2 separate regions of the Homo sapiens genome follow, and region 1 is linked to region 2. The links are chromatin contacts, found by Hi-C in ENCODE. All regions are on one chromosome and are shown on one strand. The core of a region is the stretch at or near the end of the contact, and the rest is flanking DNA. Distances in the headings are between cores, read along the strand shown.

Region 1 (5,952 bases), core at 3,243-5,742, 1.3 Mb before region 2:
TTGGGAAGGGTGGCCTCAGTCTCTGTAATATTGTGGATTTCAAAGGTTCTTCTTCTTCTTCTGATTATTATTATTATTATTACAAAAACAGTATCTAAATGTGTCACCCAAGATGGAGTTCAGCGGTGTGATCATGGCTCACTGTAACTTCAAAATCCTGCATGCAAGCAATCTTCTTGCCTCAGTTCCCTGAATAGCTAGAACTGCAAGCATATGCCACCACCACAGAGCAATTTTTTTTTTTATTTTTGCAGATATGGGGGTCAGCCTGCTATGTTGCCCATTCTGATTTTTAACTCCTGGCTTCAAGTGATCCTCCCAACTCAGCCTCCCAAAATGCTGGGATGACAGGTGTGAGCCACTGCACTCGGCTTATACAAAGTTTTTGAATCAATTCCTAGATTTTCTACCAACTAGAAACTAATATTTTCCCTCTCCTAGACTGTGTTTTTCACTTATAAAAGAAGGTAATTAAACTGGATCACTGAATGGCATTTTTTTCTTTTTTCTTTATTTTTTTAAATAAGGGCTAATAAAAAATCCTTAAATTATATATTTCTACATATTATGGGGATGCCTCTCATTTCTTGGAGAAAATATAAATTCTCAAACAAGTTTCTTAGTTTATCAAAGACAAAATGTCAATAAGAAAATGATCACCTTTTCAGTCAACAAGTGCCACAGATTCTGAAAAGTAAAAAACAAATCGCTTTAAAACTTTTATCATAAAGTTAAACTGAGGATTACTGGGCTGCGTGTAGTTTTCAGATATGGAAATGCTTACTAGAATGGATCAGTTGTAAAAAAAATTTCAGTTCAAAGTGTCTGCCTTACTTGAATTCACAGAGCAAAACATTCCTCTTCTAACAGCTACTCTTTAAGATTTGTATTAAAATAAAAATTTATGACTGTCAATCAGTTTTATTATCCATTAAAATAAGTATGTTCAGCTTAATTGTTGTTATAATTTAATTTTATGCAAAATTGAAATCTGGGGGCATATTAATGGCCCTTGAAATATTAATGTTACCATTTGTTTCTTATTCAAAAACCTCTGGGGACCAGAACTTAGCCACAGCAAATTTAACAAAAATTTATAACTATTTCTCACTGAACGTAAGCCATTGACTATAAACTCATTGATATACATATATTTAATATACAAATGTGAATATGAAAATGTTTTAATATGAATCAAATTATTGGGTTATGACTCAACATTCAGAGAATCTATTATTCATTATTCACAGATGCCTTGCCCTCTTGAAATAAAGCAGCAAGCAGATTTATAACAAAAATTGTCCATTCCATAGAAGTCCTTGTGTCTTTCCTGCACTCTGAAACCTCATTAGAAAAAACATTTTGTTTTAACTTTTTTGCCCCTACTTGGTACAAGTGATTTTGTTCAAAAGAAACATCTAAAGGCTTAGAATTTTCTAGTCTCCTCTGAGAGCCTGGAATCTGCCAGTATAAGTGAGGATGATGAAAGAAGAATGCCCAAAGTTTACAGCAAAGATAAATGAAGGATTGTTCCATAGCTTTTCTCTGTGAAGTTGGAACAGAAACTGGCCTTGCTCTTGAAACTACAGTTATATAACCTGTGCTCAACTCACATTACTTTTGGACACTTTCGTTGTTTCTGATCACTATTTAGGCTGCTTTTTCCTACGGTAGGTAATGATAGAAAAAGTAAACAATTACCAAAACAATCTCAGCTTCCAAAGGTTCAGTAGCTTTTGATATTGTCACTGTGGGTGGGGCTGCAAACTGTGCCTTCCTTTTGGCCTTCTGTGTCTGAAGATTGGTAAAGTAGTTGACAGCTGCGAACTCGATAAGCGCAGAGAAGACGAATGCAAAGCAAACAGCTATGAACCAATCCATGGCAGTGGCATATGACACTTTTGGCAAAGAGTGCCGGGCACTGATGCTCAAAGTGGTCATAGTTAAAACAGTGGTGATCCCTAAAATAAAAAAGAATAGGAATTGTAATATTAGTACTGGGAATCCTATGGCAAAATCAAATGAGAATGTGTCAGAGGAGAAGACAAAAAACTCTACCAAGGCAAAGTCATTTTTAAAAATATTTTTTGTATTATAATTGTTCATAATTATTATCATAAGTATTATCATTTCTGAATCTTTCAATATTTAGTGAAGTGACATACATTATAACTGCTCAAAAAATTTTGAGTTTGCTGAATTGAACTAGTTATTGTAAAATTTAAGTCGTAAATAGTTCTAGTTGTTTAGGGCTTGAGAGAACTTGTAACAAATTATTACCACTTAAGAAAAAAAAACTTGAGGCCGGGCGCGGTGGTTCACGCCTGTAATCCCAGCAGTTTGGGAGGCCGAGGCGGGCGGATCACGAGGTCAGGAGATCGAGACCATTCTATCCTGGCTAACACGGTGAAACCCCGTCTCTACTAAAAATACAAAAAATTAGCCGGGCTTGGTGGCGGGCGCCTGTAGTCCCAGCTACTCCGGAGGCTGAGGCAGGAGAATGGCGTGAACCTGGGAGGCGGAGCCTGCAGTGAGCCGAGATCCCGCCACTGCACTCCAGCCTGTGCGACAGACGGACACTCCGTCTCAAAAAAAAAAAAAAAAAAAAAAAAAGGAAAGAAAAAGAAAAAAAACTTGAATTTCAGACCAATTTTACCAGCTAACATATTAAATGATAGTTAATAAATAAATATGGTATAAATATTAGCATAAAATTAGGTTACCTAATTTGTGTTTCTAGCTAGATTTTAAGGTATAATATTTACTCATTAGAAGATAAAATTTATCACTCACTTGCTGGCAGTTTTCCTTCTTGAACTATGGCCTGGGGAATTTATACTATTAGGAGATGTATAATATTGATGGTCAACATCATTATGTTGGCATTCTTTTGTAATTTTCAAAAAATCTATTTTAACTTAGTAAATTTAAAAAATCAAGATTTATGATTTCTATTCAATTCAGGTCTATCTTAGAGACTACTAAATTTATAAACATTAAACCCAGGAAAAACACTGGAATGTGTCACTGATGTTTCCAGTTGAAGCTCTTTTTCTTATTATTTAATTTTGTTTTATTAAAATTAGTAGTGATTCTATCTATAAGTGGAACTAAATATGTAGGTTGAATCATAAAAAATTGACGAAATGACAATTTTATATGGTTCAACCTAATAAAAGGGGTATACAACCTATGTATTACTGTGTTCAATACCTTAATCTTTTGCTTTCATGGATTTACATGCAGTTTTTAACTTTCTGCTTTTCCTCAGTTATGACAAAGAAAATCAAGATAAAGCACTGCAAATAGGACACATGAAAGTCATAGGAAACCAGCCATAATTCTCACTGAGACAAAATTTTTTTTGATTCATCACACAATTTGTGATATAATGACAGTGATTTTGCATGATACATATGTCTGGATGAGACAGGAACCTATTTTCTTTGTGGATTGAAAAAGTGCACCAGTGTAAATATTTACTCAAAATACACAAGCAATGAAAGGTGGAGGATGAATGTACGTGAAGTACAAAATGTGACATATACCAAAAACAGTTCTTGCTGGGACGGACTCCTTATTAATCCAGAAAGACACCTGGGAAAGAATGACTGTCATAATGCAAGGAGTGTATATCTGTATCATGAAGTAGCCCATCTTCCTTTGCAAGTGGAAGTAAACTGTCATTATAACGTATTCACCTGTTGGAAGACACATACATCAGTATTATTACTGCTGACAGTCTGCAAAAAGAATGCAGTTGAATATAAATCTTGACAACTTTTAAATTAACATTGACTGGAAGAAAACAAGCAAAGGTACATTTCAGTATATGAGAAAGCTACTTGATCAGCAGATGATAGAGCGAAGAGACACATCAACTTATTGTTTTCAGTAGGGTTCTTTATATCATATACATAAAAAAAACTACTTATTCCAAGATTACACAAATCTTTATATGCACCTGGTTGCAAAATCAGTTTTAAGGAAAGCTACTCATCACTGCAAAACAGCATGCTTAGCTGAGAATGGCTAAGGCGAAGGAAAAAGAAATAGATATTTTGAAAATGTGCACTGGAGTCATCCTGAGGGATTATTTCCATCCTTTGGTCAAATTCTTACCTGTGTTAGATTTAATTGTCTCACTAGATACTGTTTGTCCAATCAGATCATACTGGAGAAGGCTTGAAGATTCTTCTGGGACTTCTACTGAGTAAAGTGGTCCTTTTTTCCACGTATATATGATTTCACTTTTGGGATAAGCATCTAAATATTTGAAACAAATTAAATATAGCAGTGAATTTGACGAGTTGTCTTTTTTTCCTTCAAAGTGCACATTGTCTATAAAAAAGGAAATACAAACATAGATTGTATTTAATGTTTTCTTTAATCTTGGTGACTAAAGCCTCAATTTATGAGATTGACAGAATGATTAAGTATATTCCTAGAATCACACTGATAGTGTCATGATTCTATTTCTTCCTTGATTTCCAGTATCAACTAAAACCAAGTAATTATATATTTTGGATGTATTATTTGACTCTCAGAAGCCTGTTGTAACTTACAGCTCCCAAACTTGAGTGGACAAGCATGCCCATCCATAGGAAAGTTAACCAGCCTCATGGGACAGTCAGCATTGATGGTAAGCCTAGAAACATTGAAATCAACGGTTCTGAGTTAGTATTATGGACATATCATTTAGGCAGGGGAAATAGAATTGGAGAAACCTCACCTCATGGTGTATAAAATGGTTCCATTCTGCATTATTCTGAAGAGTTTATTAGGAGTTGTCATGTTGTGAGCAATGGACTTTTTACCATTTCTGAAAAAGGTGTCAGGCGTCCAGATTTTACTGACCATCAAATTATTCAGACTCAGAATCTCAGTTGGCCCCCCAAACTTCAACCTCTCATCAGTCCAGGTCTGGCGGAAAAAAACATCCATCGTATACTCCTAAGAGAAAATAAAATATTTGTGTGGGCTGGAAAGATAGTTTGCTAAGAATAGTTTATTCACTAGCCTATACACCCAATCTCAAAACTTAAGCAATAAAGCAACTTTTTATCGCAATAATTTCTCACAAAGCTATAATTTTAGCTAGTTATTATTGTTCTCAAACTCAGAAAGTTTGCATTGTTATAAAAGATAGTGCTGTGATATGTAAACTTCCCTCCTCCACCTTGACTTTCCTTAATATTCTTCCTCTTTATCTATCCAGTCATCCATATTTCCATCTATCAATATGTCCTTCTTAATCTAGAAAAAAAATATGGAAATATTTAGTTTAGCCTTTGTGCTGGCTGGCCTTTATACCATCGGTTAGACTAACTATTCCCCTTTGCACCTCATTCACCCTCAAAGGTATTTCAGAGCTTCAGAGTACCATTCAGTAAAATTCCACACATAGATAAACCTTACTTGATAAACACACTATAGCTGCACATCAAAATTATTTTATATTGTTCTCAGGGAACATATAAACAAGTGTTACCGTGACTATTCTAAAGAGGGTATCATTTAAGTATGTATCATCAAAATTATGACTTAATCTGTGGCTTTTATGAAATAGCATTAAAATGTTTAAGAATTATAATAAGAGCTATTGCAAAAGTCAATAACAAATAACAACTTGTAATTATATCAAAGTATTGCCAATAATTGCTTTGCCTACTATATAAATTCCTTTATGAAACGTATTATGGCAAGCAGTGATTACATTTTAAAAATATAATTTGACAAGCAATATATCCATACAATAATGACTCATGATATAATAGGGACCTATTGCACAAATAAACTGTAAAAACAGACACAAGCATAAGATAGAACACTAAGTATACTCAGACTTCAACAATTCAATAGCAAATTGTTGTAGTTGTTTATACTTGGAGTGGCTTAGAACACGAATGAAAAATATGATACTAAAATAATTCAGGATTCTGAATATTGCTA
Region 2 (5,821 bases), core at 584-3,083:
AATTTGATCTTCAAAATAAGGATAAATAGCATTATTGTTCCTAATTTATAGACAAGGGAGCTGAAGCCAAAGAGGTTCAGTGATCTGCTGAAAGTTACAAAACTAGTAGAAGGCAGAGCAATGATTTAAATCCAGGTCTCTTGGACTCCAGGGTCTAAGCTGCTGGCTCTTCCTGGAGGTTGAATTGCCTCTCAAGAGATGGGGGTGTCAGCTGGGATTTTGGAGAATCTGCAGCTTTCCGTGCCCCTTCAAAGGCTGTAGGCACACAAAAAGGAGGATGTCCTGCTAAGTACTGTATCTCCTTCCAATAAGAATCAGTACTTCAGAGAGTCTTAGACCATTAGATCCCAAAGAATTACAGCGATTATCTCCTCCTACCTCTTCATTTTATAGATGAGGACAGCAAGGCTCAGGGAGGGCAAGCAACCAGTGCAGAACACACAGCTAGCAAGCAGTCCCTCGACTCCAGCCCAGGAAGCCATCCACTGTCTCCACAGGGGGAGACACTGTGTCCACTGGTATATAGGAGATGATTTTACTGGTACACAGACAAAACTTTAAATAGTGTTGATCTTAAAATTGGATCTGCTATTCGATCCAGCAATCCCACTACTGGGTATCCACCCAAAGGAAAAGAAGTCATTACATGAAAATGACACACGCACACTCATGTTTATAGCATCACAATTCACAATTACAAAAATATGGAACCAACCTAAATGCCCACCAACCAACGAGTGGATAAAGAAAACGTGGTATATATACCCCGTGGAATACTACTCAGCCACAAAAAGGAATGAAATCATGGCATTCGCGGCAACCCGGATGGAGTTGGAAACTATTATCCTAAGTGAAGTAACTCAGGAATGGAAAACCAAATATCGTATGTTCTCACTTTTAAGTGGGAGCTAAGCTATGAGGATGCAAAGGCATAAGAATGATATAATGGACTTTAGGGACTCCGGGGGAAAGGGTGAGAGGGATGAGGGACAAAAGACGGGACATTGGGTACAGTGTACACTGCTCTGGTGATGGGCGCACGGAAATCTCAGAAATCACCACTAAAGAGCTTATCCATGTAACCAAATACCACCTGTTCCCCAAAAACTATTGAAATTAAAAAATAAAAATAAAATAATGTTGGTCGACATCATGAGAAAACCATTCCCTTTTCACTTCTCTTTTAGCCTCTCTGATTACTTTAAGGATAATCTCAATTCAGTGCTAATATATCTTTAACAGCTTTCCTTAAATATTTCTTTAAGAAACTCTTTTAAGAGAGAAAATGGATCCTTGGTGGGAAACCGCATCAGTATCAGCAAGAACTTAGTACCATTGCTTTTTTTCTTTTCGTCTTGGTTACCCTCCGATTATGTCAAATGATGCAAGTTTTCCATTGACACATTAAAGTTTCCGTTTAAATATATGTATTCATGTTAAAGAAAAATTGAATTGATTTAAAGAAAAATATTAAACGAATACTGCTCACTGACTATAATATAAAAAAATTTTTAAAGCAGTATCAATGAAAATAAACATATTACTTCCTAATCACTTTGTAAGCAAATCACTCAGTAAGGAAACTAAAATTTTAAAGCATCTGACTGTACTCATGGTGGGTACACGTGACTAGAAATCTATCACACTAACATGAGGGTCAGCTCCACGCTCTGTGACTTCTTCGCTTCACTCTCCACCACAACCCCCTGTGCCACTCCGGGGACCTCAGGAAGAGTCTAACGGGGCAATTCCAGTTGAAGGGGAAACAGCCAAAGCCACCACGGAGGGGGACTGTCTGTGCGAGCTGATCGCAGCAGGGAATGTGGTATGCCGCCCCCTGGTGGGCAGTTTCGAAATTAGCCCGGCACCTTTGTCCTCTGGTGTAGATAGACAAGCCTAATACTTGTAAGACATACTTTCCTAAAAGGAGAAGGTTTCCTTTGCATTGTATGTAAGCGGACATGTAAGCATAGGCACACACTGCCTGTGGATATCACTTCAGGGTAGTACAGGAGGTGTTACGAAATGTTTCATACAGAAAGGGGCTTTTATGTCTGATAAGGCTGAGAACTACTGTCCTAGAGCAGCAAGACCCGCCGCTCCCTGCTTGACTTAACAGCCAGGTGAGGCCAGCTTCTATGGAGACCGCTTCGTGGTACCAAGTGTGCCTTCTAGCTGGATGTTGCAAAAGTTACTTAACCAATCAGAGCCCAAGTTTCCAACCATCAATAATGAATGCTCACGCATACCCACACCCCATGGCGTTTCTCTGAGAGTCCAAAGGACGATGCGTGTGAGGCACTTAGCACTGATCTGGCAGCCAGTAAGTACTTATCAATGTCAGGTGGCGGTGGTAACAGCGCCCTCCCTTCCACCAACCTCTCCACCCCAGTTTTATTAAAAGAGGTCTGATGTAAAAGAAAAAAACAAGAAAAAAGGAAAAAGCAAAAAACAATCAGGATTTTCGGACAAAACTTACCACATCCATCAAGCTGAGGAATCCTAAAGACATCGAACCCCAACGTACCACCCATCTCAGCTGAAAGATCATTTCCAAATTAGAGGAAGCTGCGACTGACTGAGAAGGCAGGAGGTGCCCTCTAGTGGCATGGTTACATTAGCTTGGGAGGAAAGGTAGTGCAGTTCATTTTCAAAGGGAAGGACAAAACCAATTGTTAAACTGAGGCAGGAGGCAGTGATGCTTCAAAGATGCAAGTGGGAATTTACTGTCTGCTCTGTGGACCATCGAAGATGCCTTCAGGATCTGGCCTTAGCCAACGGCAAGTGGCATGCTGAAAGTCAGATCAGCTGGTCAAGGGTGGAACTGGGAACTGAACCCAAAGGTGCTAACTACAAATCCAGAAATCTCACCCTTGACAGCAAACCTCTTGCTAGTGGGAGCTGTGGCTTGTGTCATTTTACATCCTTCAAAGCAGCAACCACAGGGTTTTGTATACATAGATACAGTATTCAATAAATTACTTGATGAAATATTCATGAAATGATCGTTTATGAAATAATGAATAATGCATTATTTCATTTGTTGCTCACAATAACTGTGACATAGCCTAGTTTACTGATAAGGAAATTAAGTCTCTGGTCAAGTAACTTGCCTAAGATCACAAAGCCAGGTTTCAAACCAAGCATACTAACTCCAGAGCCTCGGTGCTTATCCACTAGACATGCAGTTCTCAAACTGTTTGGTCTCAGGATTCCTTTACAGTCTGGGTTTTGTTGTTGCTGTTTGTGGAGATGGTGTTTTACTATGCTCAAGCAATCCTCCCACTTCAGCCTCCCAAAGCACTGGGATTATAGATGCAAGCCACCTTGCCTGGCTTCCTTTACACTCTTAAAGAAATTATTAAGGATGAAAAAGAGTTTTTGTTTATAAGGATTATACCTATCAATATTTACAGTTTTAGAAATTAAAGCTGAGGAATTTAAAATATATTTATTTAAACATTATCACAATAAAGCAATTAATTATAACATAATTAATATATTTTTATAAAAAGTAACTATTTTCCTAAACCAAAAAACACCCACATTTAGAAAATTAACATGACATTGTTTTACATTTCTGAAAATCTCTACTATCTGGCTTAAGACAGCTGATTTCTCACATCTACTTCTTCATTTGCTCTGCTATAATACCATACTTGGAGTAGCTTCTGGAAAACTCCACTGTACACTTGTGAAAGAATGGAAATTTAAAAGGCAAATAACATCCTGGCACTATTATTAAAATATATTTGATGTCATGTACCCCTAAAAGGTCTTGGGGACCCCTGGTATGTCTAGGCACCCTTTTGGAAGCACTGATGTACAATATGCTGTCCATAGGGCAAGTGAACAAAGGGCTCTGCCCTCCTGAGAGTCACATCTCCAGGGAGTTCATTCCACTTGTAATGTTCTTAGTAACTTCATAAACTCATTTCAACCTCTTTATTTTTTACATTCTTGCTCTTTTCCTGGAAATGGCATGTCCTTGAAGGCAACTCTTTCTTCCTCTGTGTTCCGGATGCAGCCAGCCATCAGGGCAATGATGAGTCCCAAAACAGAATCCTTCAAGCAATAAAGAGGGTCTCTGCTTTAATCCTAGATGCCTCTATATAAAGACCAAGGAGCATAAACTATTTGTATTAGTCTGTTCTCACACTGCTATGGAGAAATACCCAAAACTGGTTAATGTATAAACGAAAGAGGTTTAATTGACTCACAGTTCTGCAGGGCTGGGGAGACCTCAGGAAATTTACAATCATGAAGGAAGGGGAAGCAAACACATCCTTCTTCACGTGGTGGCAGCAAGGAGAAGTGCAGAGCGAAGGTGGGGAAAAGCCCCTTATAAAACCATCAGATCTTGTGAGAACTCACTATCATGAGAACAGCGTGGAGGTAACCACCCCCATGATTCAATTACCTCCCACCGGGCCCCTCCTACCATACGTGGGGATTATGGGAACTACAATTCAAGATGAGATTCTGGTAGGGACACAGCCAAACCATATCACTATTCATTCCTATTATTCCATTTCTAGGGAAAAGAACTTTCTAAAAATTCTCACTCAATTTCGCCTAGACTAAGAAGCCCAGTGTCAAGAAGTGATACTCCCAATTGTGTTTTATTAAAATATGTAAATGAGTCATGAATAGCAGTATCCTAAAAGACATCATATTTCACATCTAGAGTGGGGCTCCCCTGGCTGCCATCCCTCCCTGGTCACCAACCCTCATGTGGCCTTCCCATCAGCATCAGTGAAGAGGGGACCCCTGTTCCACCCCATTCCCCAGTACGACAGTAGGGGGATGGGATAGTGTCCTCTTGTATCCTCGCTGTTGCCTCCAGACCACACTCTCTCCCTCTACCCTCAAACTGCAGCTTGGAATCTTATATCATCAAATAGGCCCATCCATTGCTTATCTCATTGCAAACACCTGTGTCATTCCCTTCTCCCCACCCCGCCTTAAAGATTTTGTCCGTAGCTCACTGCCATTCTCTTTACTACTGCTCCTTTGTTCTGTCTATGCCTTCCAACTTACTGTCCTCTGAATTCCTTGGCAATTCTCCAGTGAGCTTGTCTTCCATCTACCTCAACCACCCAGTCCCATGGTCATCTCCTAGACATTGTCACTAAGAAAAACTTCAAACACTCCATAACTGATTATCTGATCTTCAAGCACCCCACTCTCCATCTTCCCAGCTCAACATTACTCTGCCTCCTTCTTTTGGTCTTTCAGGGACATACACTTAAAATCCAAACTCATTTTCACAGCCCCTAAGATCCTCCATGATACAACCTCTGCCTACTTCTCTGGCCCTGTCTCCTAACCCTCTCCCTATCACTCACTACCCTCCAGCCCTGCTGACCTTTTTGCAATTCCTCAAACATACTAAATCCATTCCTACGTCAGTGCCTTTGTAAATGTTCTCTGGCTTCCTTGATAGATACAGCCCTGGATGTCCTCTGGGTATCTCTCTCACTTCCTTCAAATCTCTGTTCAAAAGTAGCTTCTCAATGAGGCCCTCCAAAACTTCTCTATTTAACATTGCAATTCCTCCACCTACCCATTCACCCACAGGACATACCCCCTTCCCACTTTATTTTTTTCCACTACACCTATCACTTTCTAGCATACCATGTAATTGACTATTTTGTAGATAGTCTGTTTCTTCTGGCTACAATGTAAGTTTCATAAGGAGGGCAGAGATTTTTGTCTGTTTTGTTCAGTGCAGTATCCTTGGTACCTAGAAGAGTGCCTGGCTCATAGTGGCCATTCAGTTGATTTTTTTTTCTTTTTGCATGAGGAAAATTGGATTATG

Evidence for each region. Hi-C counts contacts between places; a loop is a spot of excess contacts on that map.
Region 1: a loop to region 2 is called in a map of CD4-positive, alpha-beta memory T cell, with 21 times the contacts of the local background. The contact joins the promoter of GABRA6-AS1 here to the enhancer-like site in region 2. A Hi-C loop is called at or near these places in 1 of 168 maps with a recorded cell type or tissue (CD4-positive, alpha-beta memory T cell).

The regions. Positions count from the first base shown.
Region 1 is chr5:161,687,950-161,693,901 of GRCh38, reverse strand. It overlaps GABRA6-AS1 (GABRA6 antisense RNA 1), which reads left to right and starts at 4,492. Exons shown (of 2, transcript NR_189170.1): 1 at 4,492-4,642. It overlaps GABRA6 (gamma-aminobutyric acid type A receptor subunit alpha6), which reads right to left. Exons shown (of 9, transcript NM_000811.3): 4 at 4,733-4,953; 5 at 4,566-4,648; 6 at 4,123-4,266; 7 at 3,549-3,701; 8 at 1,702-1,961.
Region 2 is chr5:160,435,328-160,441,148 of GRCh38, reverse strand. No RefSeq gene overlaps it. Among named protein-coding and RNA genes, the nearest start is that of PTTG1, 16 kb to the right of the region's middle. RefSeq lists a silencer at 2,209-2,268 and an enhancer at 4,214-4,273. Within about 2 kb of position 1,833, at least 23 of the 41 ENCODE cell types and tissues checked have a DNase peak (open chromatin) inside an H3K27ac peak, as active enhancers do.